Regions from separate parts of the Homo sapiens genome. Here region 1 is linked to region 2. Evidence: read pairs that join two places in POLR2A ChIA-PET (ENCODE). Cell type or tissue: CD4-positive, alpha-beta T cell. All regions are shown on one strand. Region 1 overlaps ABLIM2 (actin binding LIM protein family member 2). Region 2 overlaps SH3TC1 (SH3 domain and tetratricopeptide repeats 1).

Region 1 (5,000 bases), 130 kb after region 2:
ATATATAAAAATATGTATTCTATATTATAATATGTATTATATATTATAATATACATTATATATTATAACAATATATTATATATATTATGTTATATATTATAATATATATTGTATATATAATATATTGTATAAATAATATATTATATTATTTATATAATATATTATATAATATATAATATATTAATTCTATAATTATTAATATATAAATGCATAATAAATATATAATATTAATATATAATACATATTAATATAATATATATTATATAATTATATTATGTATATTATATAATATATAATTATATATAATTTTATATAATATATAATTATATAATATATAAAATTATATATATAATTTTATATAAAATTATACATAATATATATAATTATATATATAATTTTATATAAAATTATATATAATATATATAATTATAAATATTATATATAATTTTATATATAATATATATTTTATATTTTATACAAAATATATAAAATATAAAATATTATATATTATATATAATTATATAATTATATATAATACATAATTAATTATATATAATATATAATATATAATTATATATTACATATAATTATATATAATATAATTATATGTAATATAATATATATATAATTATATATATATTATATATATAATATATATATAATTATATATATATAATATAATATATAATATTATATATAATTATATATATACACACAAATGACCAACAGCATACATGAAACAGTGTTTACCATCATTAGTCACAGGGGTATGCAAATGAAAACTACAAAGAAATGCCATTACGCCTCCATGAGAACGACTAAAACTGAAAAGATGGACCATGGCAAGTGCTGGTGAGGATGTGAAGCCAGAGGAGTGTCCCTCCAGTGCCGTTGTGAATGCAGAATGGCACAACGGCCATGGAAACCGGCTTGGCAGTTTCTGATAAAGTTAAACACACACTTAGCATATGATCAGAAAATCCATCTTCTGTATTCACCCAAAAGGAAAGCTTGTGTCCGCGGAGAGGCTGGTTGGCAACCGTGCTTAACAGCTTTATTTGTAACAGTCCCAAACTGGAAACAGCCCAGAAGCCCCCAGCAGTTGCATGGAATGGCTGTTGTGATTTATCCATGGGATGGACACTGCTCCGTCCTCAAAGGAACAAAGGATCGATATTGGCAAATAGCATGAGTGGACCTGAAAAACGCGAGGCTGACAAAACACCAAAGACTATGTGCTCTGTGATCCCGCAAAAAAATAAAAATAAAAAAAAAGACAAATCTAATGCACGGTGACAGTGACAATCACAGTGTCTGGGGCCATGGTGACAATGATGATCACGGTGCCTGGGGCCAGAGGTCGTGAGCAGCATGATTGTAGACAGCCACAGGGGGCTTTTTGCAGTGGAAAGAATGTTCCATATCATGACTGTGGTGGTGGCAGTTATATGGGTGTGTACATTTGTCACAAGGTACCTCAATAAAGTTGAGGAAATACAATCATAGCTGCCATTGAGTCAGCCCCTCCCAGGTCCAGGCAATAAGCCAGAGCTTCCTAGGCAGGATGTCCTGTGGGCGAATGAATGTATGAATACAAACCTGGAATGCAGGCATTCTCAGTCCTACTTTATAGGTGGGAAGTGTTTCAGAGAGGCTGAGTAGCTTGTTCCAGGTTAAACAGCCAGAGATTCGCTCCAAGCACATCCAGGGATGGGGAGGGGCTCCCACTCTGTCTCAAGATCCCCCATGACAGGGAGGGTGCAAGACACGGAGACCCAGGTGGCAGCAGACCATAGCATTGACACGGTGGCAACACGGGCATGGGAGAGCCGTGCAGGCTCCTGGGCAGTGGATGGGAGGGGAGGGCCCTGGGTTCAGCTCAGCCTGTATTTGTCCTGGATCCCCAGAAGGTACTGGCCCAGTGGGAACCCAGGAACACACCTGCTGCATGGACCGAGGGTACTGGATGCCAGCCCCACAGGTGGGTGCTCTGGCAGGCCTTCAGCAGGGGAAGGCACGGTGGTCTCCAGCTTCAGGGAGCTCCATCTGGCAGGCCCTGGTGGGAGGCCAGGCAGGGACTTGGCAGGAGAGAGTAGACCAAGCGTGGCCCCCTAGGAGAGCTTCAGTCCTTCACTTATTCACCCATTCATTCATTCAACAATGAATGCATTGTCTCCTCCCTGAAGAAGACAGACAGAACCCAACAAAGGTGTTTGAGCAGGGGCTTTTTTTTTTTTTTTTTTTTTTTGATATGAATCTCACTCTTTGGCCCAGCCTGGAGTGCAGTGGTGCAATCTCGGCTCACTGCAACCTCCACCTCCCAGTTCAAGCGATTGTCCTGCCTCACCCTCTCAAGTAGCTGGGATTACAAGTGCACACCACCATGCATGGCTAATTTTTGTGTTTTTAGTAGAGACCAGGTTTCACCACACTGGCCAGGCTGGTCTCAAACTCCTGACCTCAAGTGATCCTCCCACCTCAGCCTCCCAAAGTGCTGGGATTACAAGTGTGAGCCACTGCGCCTGGCCACACAGGGGATTTAAGGGGCACCCGTGGTCTGACACTTCCACGGGCTTCTGCCTGAAAAGCACCTGGTTCTCTGGCCAGGCTCAGATGGGGAAGGAAAGTGGCCCGGTGGCTGCTGGGAGCTTGATGGCAGCAGGTGTCGAGGGCAGACATGGCAGCATTCTCAGGCTGTGCTTCTGGCCCTGTCTGCAGGTGGCCTGGCCTTAGCTTGCTAGATGCAGCTACTTGAGCCATCCCTCAGTTTCCAAAGACATCCCCGGACTGCAGGAGGATGGGCCAGCTCTCTGCGGTCCCTCACCTGGCCTCACTCCAGGCACTTGCTGCGGAGGCGGACTTTAAGGTGGTGCCAAAAAACTCAGTAGTCAAGTAAATGATATTTTAATGCGATACTTTAAAAAATTGAAATAAATGCAAAAAATCCATTTAGAGCAAAATGGCAGAATTTTAAATAAAGACAGGATCCGATTGTCCAGCATCTTCCTGTCTACGAGGTGTGCTTTTATAGACACTGCCCTCTTAGAGGCCCAGGTAGTTAAATCGTGGAACTTTGAAGCCAGACAGGTCTTGGTTTGATTCTGGTTCTGACTCGTATCCATGTGTCCTTGGAAAAGTTACATATCCTCTCTGAACTCCAGTTTCTCACCTATAGAGAAAACATGAAGCAAATACCAACTAGGTTGAATGGCGTGGGGTTACTCATGAGGCATGCCTATAGGGCACCTATCACAGTAGTGGGCCCTGGGCACACAGGAGATGCCCAGTGTACATAGCTGCTGTCCTTGCTGCTGAGCTGATATGAAGAAAGCATCCCATGTGACTGGGAAGGCAGGGTGGGCTGGAGGGGCCGGTGGCCCAGGCAGCCTGGCATGTTGCCATGTGCCAAGCACTGGGCTGGCCCTCAGCTGGTCCTCACCACCACCTTAGGTGCTATGATTCTGCCTGTTGGTACAGATGAGGAAACTGAGGCTCAGGTGTCGATGACTACCTGAGGTCCTATTGCGGGGACGCAGCAGTGCCTGGGTGGAGAGGCCCTGCATTTCCTCAGCCTGTGAGTGGTACCTTTGCAAGATCCTGGGGAGACATTGGCCCTGGTCTCCTGCACTGGGACAGGGCTCCCCCAGAGAGGAGCCAGAAGGTGGGCCTGGCTGGTAACGAGCTCTCTTGTTTCAGGCTGCCCTTCCCCCCCGGGGACCGAGTGACCTTCAACGGGAAGGAATGCATGTGCCAGAAGTGTTCCCTGCCCGTATCGGTGGGCAGCAGCGCGCACCTGTCCCAGGGCCTCCGAAGTAAGTGGGCGCTGAGTGGGGGCATGTTGAGTGGGGGCATGCTGAGTGGGGGGTGCTAAATGGGTGGGTATGCTGAGTTGGGGGGCGCTGAGTGGGGCGTACTGAGTGGGAGGTGCTGGGGGGCGCTGAGTGGGGGCGGTGCTGAGTATAGGGCATGCTAAGTGGGGGCTTGCTGGTTGTGGGGGGGGTGCTGAGTTGGGGGCTTGGTCTCTGCAGTGCCCAGGGACAGAGCCTGAGAAACGGGGACCCAGAGCAGCAGCAGCTGCAGTGAACGCTGTGAATAAATGTGAGGAGGCAGCCAGGGATGGAAGTTTCTGGGGCTCTCGTGCCGCCAAGTCTTTGCACTGGCTGTTTCCTCCACCCCATGTGCCACTCCTGCTTTCCCATCTAATGCCCACTGCTGCTTTCCCATCTAATGCCCACTGCTGCTTTCCCATCTAATGTCCACTGCTGCTTTCCCATCTAATGCCCACTGCTGCTTTCCCATCTAATGTCCACTGCTGCTTTTGCCCAGCTCTAGCATACCTCCTCCAGGAAGCCTTCCAGGTCTCCTTCAGGTCCTCTCCCTCTGGCATTCACTCCCCTCAGCTCCCCTCTGTTAATTCCAGGCCACCCGGGACCCCTTTGGGGGAACCTGTAGAGGAACACTGAGCTCCGGGCTCCCGCAGTCAGGGGCCCTTGGGTTCACTGCTCCACCTCCCAGGAGTTAGGCCAGGTGTGTATGCAGTGGGGGCTCAAGATGCTTCCTGAATTAGGAAGCAGGAGGTTGTTAGTGTGGAAAAAAAACAAATGCCAGCCGAAGTGTCAGGGGTTTGCAGGTGTGGGGCCAAGTATCAGCAAGGAGTGGGCAGCCAGGTGGCCTTTCCCAGCTGGGGTGGCTCTGCCGGATCATGAGATGGCACACAGGCTCTGGGAGGGAAGCCCAGCAAACCAGGCCCCGCCGCTGCCAGGCACCTGGTGCAGAAGCCCACTCTGAGCACCGTGGTCACTGGGGTGTCCCCAGACAGAGGAGGGGTTTCTCCTGATTTCTGGGGTCAACATCTTGCCCGCAATTAATTTCCTCTCCTGTGTCAAATGCCTCCTTTCTCCCCCACCTTGTCTGCTGCGTTGAGAGTCTCTACAGAGGCGATTCCACTTCCAGCCTCCCCGAGGTGCAGCACTGGCCCTGGGAGCTGGTTATAATTTGAC
Region 2 (5,000 bases):
GGGTGAGGGCGTGTGGGAATGTTATACTCTTTTTGCAACTTTCTTCTAAGTCTGAAATTGTGTCAAAAATAAAGTTAAAGAAAAAAAAAAAGAAGAGCTACCAGGTTGTTCACTAAATAAAAGATGAAAACCCCGGGTCTGGAATAGGAAAGATATTCAGCAAACATTTGTTGAGTGAATGAGAGAAGTCAGAATTTCTCCAGCTGTGAACAGGACTAATGGCACCCAGCCCCGTCATCCTTCTGGGTTAAAGGAAGGGAACAAACTAGCTCATTCCCTGGCTCTTCTCTGACCCCTTGTAAGTTCAGTACATGTTGACTTCACACGGCCCCCAGTGACCTGTTGAGAATTTGTGGTCTCCCTTGGAGATGGTAGGGATCAGCTAGACCAAGGATCCCCAAAGAGTGTCCCATGGAACACCAGCTCAGCCAAAAGCAAACAGGGTTGTGGAGGATTCTGGAGGTTAAGTAAGTGTGGAAAAGGCATTTCAACAGGAAAAAGATGCCTTGTTTGTGCTGGGAATCCCTGGGATCACCCACAAGGGATGTGGACAAAGCTTTTCCCCACTCCTTAGGGCATGATGAAGTCTATGATGGAGCAGTGTGTGAGAACATGCTTTGGGAACTGCTGGTCTAGCTCCTGCCATCAGTGCATGGCCTGGCCAGCTTCCAGCTGCTTCTGATGCACAGGTGCCAGAGGTACCAGAGCAGACGGACCCTTTCCATGAGGGGAACAAGTGAACGGCTTGATGAGGCATGGTGACAAACGGCCTCTGAGACCTGGTCTGAGAGGTGTTGGTCTGTCGCAGCCCTAAACATTGAACAGGACCACTGAAGACAAGCATCTCATTGGTGGGGCCAGGACCAGGATCACATGACCCAGAAGGTGGCCTCTCCATGCACCCACATTCTCTGGGCTCCTTGACTGAGGTCTTAACAAGGACAAGGCCAGGGAAACAGAATTCCATCAAAGGATGGGCACAGCTGACTCCTCTCCAAAGACCCCCTGCTGCTGCTCGCACTGGGCAGTGAGAACACAGAAGTGACCAGGGAATTCTTCTCTTGGAGTTCCCTGGCTGGGAGCAGGCAGGTCATGGGTGGCGTGTAAATCACATAGGAAGAGGCGTATGGCCAGAAGAGTGCCCCCCCCAGAGGAGCCACGGGGGCTGATGGAAGGCCCCAGGAGAACACGGGGTTCAGGGAGAGGGGGCATCCCAGGCAGAAGGACACACGTGTCACCCAGAGCAGTTTTGGAAGGCACAAGGTACTCTGTGCAGCCCATGGGGGCCTGCAAGGTCGGGCCCAGAAGCTTCCTGGGGCTTAACGGAGGAGAGCGACGTGTGTACTGGATTAAATCGTGTCCCTCAATTCATGTCTCCCGGAACCTCAGAAGGTAAGCTTTCTTGGAGAAAGGATCTTTGCAGATGTAATTAGTTCAGCTAAGATGAGGTCAGATTGGAGTTGGATGGGTGCTAGGAGATGGGCACCCTTTTAAGAAGAGAATACGGAAGACACACAGAGGAAGACAGCCACGTGGAGACGGCGGCAGAGTGCAGTGATGTGGCCACAGGTCAAGGAACGCCCACGGCCACCAGGAGCTGGAAGAGGCAAGAAGGACCCTCCCCTAGAGTCTCCAGAGAAAATGTGGCCCTTCTGGCCTTGGTTTTAGACTTTTGGCCTCCACAACTCTGAACAAGCACATTTCTGTTGCTTTAAGCCCCCGGCGTGCAGTGCCTTATCACGGTAGCCACGGAAAGATGATGCACATGGGCAGGTGTGCATTCGAGGGAACGCTCTCCCTGCAGCAGCCCGGAGAAAGGACGCCAGGGAACCCTGGAGTCAGGCACTGGGGCCAAGGGGGCAGCAGCCTGAGGACAAGGGAAGAGACTAGGCATCGTCCACAGTGACTTTCAGGCTTGTTACCTGGGGAGCCAGGTGGACGCAGCAACGTCCCCTTAGGTGAGATGGGGGTGGGTTCAGGAAAGGGGCGGGGCTCCAGCCACTCACTCGGACACGGGGCCCTGCATGCTGATGAGGCTGCTCCGCACAAACCCCACCCGGCCCGAGGCTGCGTGTCGGCCCACGCACCAGGGCAGGCTGGGCACCTGCGCCCCAAGGATCTCGATGAGGTCGCCACCTCGGAAGGTCATCTCTTCGGGCCCCGAGCCCTGGAAGTCTGCCAATGCCGAGGCCAGGCCCACAGCTGCGGAAGAAAGCCACATGGTGAGTGCCAGGGAGACCAAATGGGGGCCAGAGCGGGCAGACAGGGCCGATGCCAGCCACCCTGAACCATGGGGAATTCATCTTTTGGTTACTAGGAGGTTCGTAGTAAAGCTTGGTTTCCGCAATGAGGGAGGGAATGTCTACGTGGTCCTCAGAGGGGATGTTTTTATCCCTCTGTTGAAGATGAGAAAAATGGAGGCTCAGAGATGTTGATAAATAAGCCTCGGCCATCAGCCTCCAAGGCCAAGGCTCTTTCCTCCTTTCCTTCTGCAGCCACAACCCCCGGCCCCACCTACTCCCCACCCGGCTCCTGCATGGGGCTTTAGTCCCCCTGACAGGTGCGCAGGCCACCCAGACACCGGCAGCTCTGACAGGTGCACAGGCCACCCAGACACCGGCAGCTCTGACAGGTGCACAGGCCATCCAGACACCGGCAGCTTGCCACAGAGCACAAAGCGCTGGACCCGGCATCCAAGGAGAAGGGCTGCTGGCAGTGCCAGCTTTTCATAAAGAGGACGCGGTCACGGTCCTCTGTTAGTGCACGTGGCAAATTCAGCCAGCGCCAGCCCACCTCGGCCCAGGGCCTTCCAGGCGTTTCCCATGGTGACAGAAGGCTAGACTCTGAGACTGTTGGGTTGCACTGTCTGAGAAGTGGCGTTTGGGAGCTCTTTGCAGACAGTGGCCGGGGGCCCTGGTGCAGCTTCACTGAGCATCCTATGACGCTGCACCAGCCCCCAGAGCTTCCTGAGTGTCAGTTATGACCTCACAAGCTGGAGAAGACTCGGTTGGTACAAAAGTAATTGCGGTTTTTGCCATTGAAAGCAATAACAAAAACCACAATTACTCTTGCACTACCTGATAGCTATCTCTCTGGCTCAGGGAGGATGTAGGGCAACTTCCAAAATGTTGGTGCTGCTCCCTAGCACACACATTTCCCCAAAAAAGAGAGGCCCATGGAAACACTTACCCATCAGCGGGTTGCCGGGCATCACAGGGCCACCCATGGCATCGTCGATGGGGTCCTGGGGGATCCTAAGAGCCCACCTGGAGCCGGAAGAGGGAGGTCTTTGCTGCGGGATTTCAGATTTGGGGCAGATACATCCTGTGCAGAGACTGGACAGGCCAGCAGCCCCCAGCAACCTGAGCAGGTCCCTCGCCTCCCCCAACACACACACGTGCACACACACACACACACACATGCCTGCCCAGGTGTGTGGCCTTCAGGCCCCGTGCGTGTGGCACTGCCCCCAGGGAGCCCCGCACCCCTCAGCCTAGGGCCCGTGTCCTGGAAACACCGCCACCCCTGTGGGCCTGGAACCCTGCAGACCTCCAAAGCACCTGCCTCCCCCAGCTCCACACAGTGAGGGGTGAGGGAGATCCCAGCCTGGGGCTCTGGAGGCCTGGATTCAAATCCTAGTACCACTGTGACTTTGCCATATAACCTGGACAGATCACTCCTCTCTCAGCCTCAGTTCCTTCAGCCAGAAAAAAAAGGAAGCTGGACTAGATGACTGACAATCCCTCTTTCCCAGATGGCAGAACACTCTCAGTGTCCCCTGTTGGGACACCACTGGCCAGAGCACATAGGAAGGATTCTTAGGAGAAGCTCCTCTTGGGTCTCAGTAATGAGAGAAGCCAAGCCACAGCCTGTCACTTGAGACACTGCAAATCAAGAGATTGAGGTTCTCTCTTTGCTTTGGCTACCAGGAAGCTCCAACCCAAGTTAATGCCCCCCGCTTCAGCAAGTGAACAGGAGTTTGCATGTCACCTGTCCTCACATCCCCTGGCTCTATCTGTGGGTCCCGTGTGCCTTCTCACTCTGGATACGCATGTTTTATGTAGCTTCCTCAAAAGCTTTTCGGATGAGCCTGGTGAGAGCTCATGCCACATCTCCTGTGCCAGCGAACCCCAGGATAGCCCTGCCAAGTGGATGTCATTGGCCTATCATGCAGCTGGCAGGCCAGAGGCCCAGAGAGGTGGGCCAAATTGCCGAGGCCACACAGCTGGGAAGCAGCAGAACAAGGCCATGGCCAGGTCTGTCCGGGGCCCCCACCATTCCCTGTCCATCCCCTTGACCTCCAGATGACCCGGGCCTGGGAGTCTCAGCGAGGCCAACAGCTCTCAGAGCAGCAAAGGCCGGTACCTACTGATGAAATGGAATCAAAGGCTCCGGGGCGGCCGCCACTGCCACCTCCTCGGAGGACACGCTGGGGCTCGGCGGTGAAGAGTCTGTTTCCGGGGCCGCCTCTCCCTGGGGTGCCCCCGAAGCCTGCCTGAGGGCCTGGGGGCCATTTCCTGCATCCCGGGGACCCGTCATCACTCTCACATGGTGGTCAGGACACAGGACAAAGAAGGGCCCTTCAAAAGGATGGAGGTGGTCACTGAGGGTGGCCGGACTGGGCGCAGCTGTGGCCCTGCCCCCCACACCCCTGCCGGACAGACAACGAAGGCAACACCCACAGGAGCGGCCCCCCCAGTGTCTGCAGGCACAGAGACCCAAAGGGGCTCAGAAGGAGAGGTGGGCCCAGGGCGAGGTCCCAGCTCTGCCTCCATGTGGTGTGTGAGGCTGGCTCAGCCTCAGACCCTCGCCCTGGGCCTCAGTTTCCCTGACTGTGCGATGCGGAGCCAAAGGTGGGACCCCCAGGGCCCTTCTCCATGGACTGCCCCAGTGACCCCAGCCACTGCTGGCAGGCCCCCTCCTGCTGTGGTCGGGTAGGAAAGACAGCCTCATGTCCCCTCCTCAGACTCGGCGGCCAGCCACAAGGCCAGGGCAGCAGC

What was found. Peaks named below come from ENCODE experiments on the same cell type or tissue, not always from the same donor. Only the 100,000 strongest peaks of a DNase experiment are listed, where the experiment ranks them.
Region 1: POLR2A ChIA-PET joins it to region 2 with 5 read pairs; 2 of 35 experiments call an interaction of 5 or more read pairs at or near these places.

The regions. Positions count from the first base shown.
Region 1 is chr4:8,086,981-8,091,980 of GRCh38, reverse strand. ABLIM2 (actin binding LIM protein family member 2) reads left to right here. Exons shown (of 21, transcript NM_001130083.2): 4 at 3,697-3,812. Among named protein-coding and RNA genes, the nearest start is that of ABLIM2, 69 kb to the left of the region's middle. In CD4-positive, alpha-beta T cell, no CTCF peak of the experiment used is centred here; no DNase peak of the experiment used is centred here.
Region 2 is chr4:8,216,537-8,221,536 of GRCh38, reverse strand. SH3TC1 (SH3 domain and tetratricopeptide repeats 1) reads right to left here. Exons shown (of 18, transcript NM_018986.5): 7 at 4,370-4,580; 8 at 3,190-3,266; 9 at 2,007-2,202. Among named protein-coding and RNA genes, the nearest start is that of SH3TC1, 20 kb to the right of the region's middle. In CD4-positive, alpha-beta T cell, no CTCF peak of the experiment used is centred here; a DNase peak (open chromatin) is centred at 2,956; H3K27ac peaks cover 510 bases.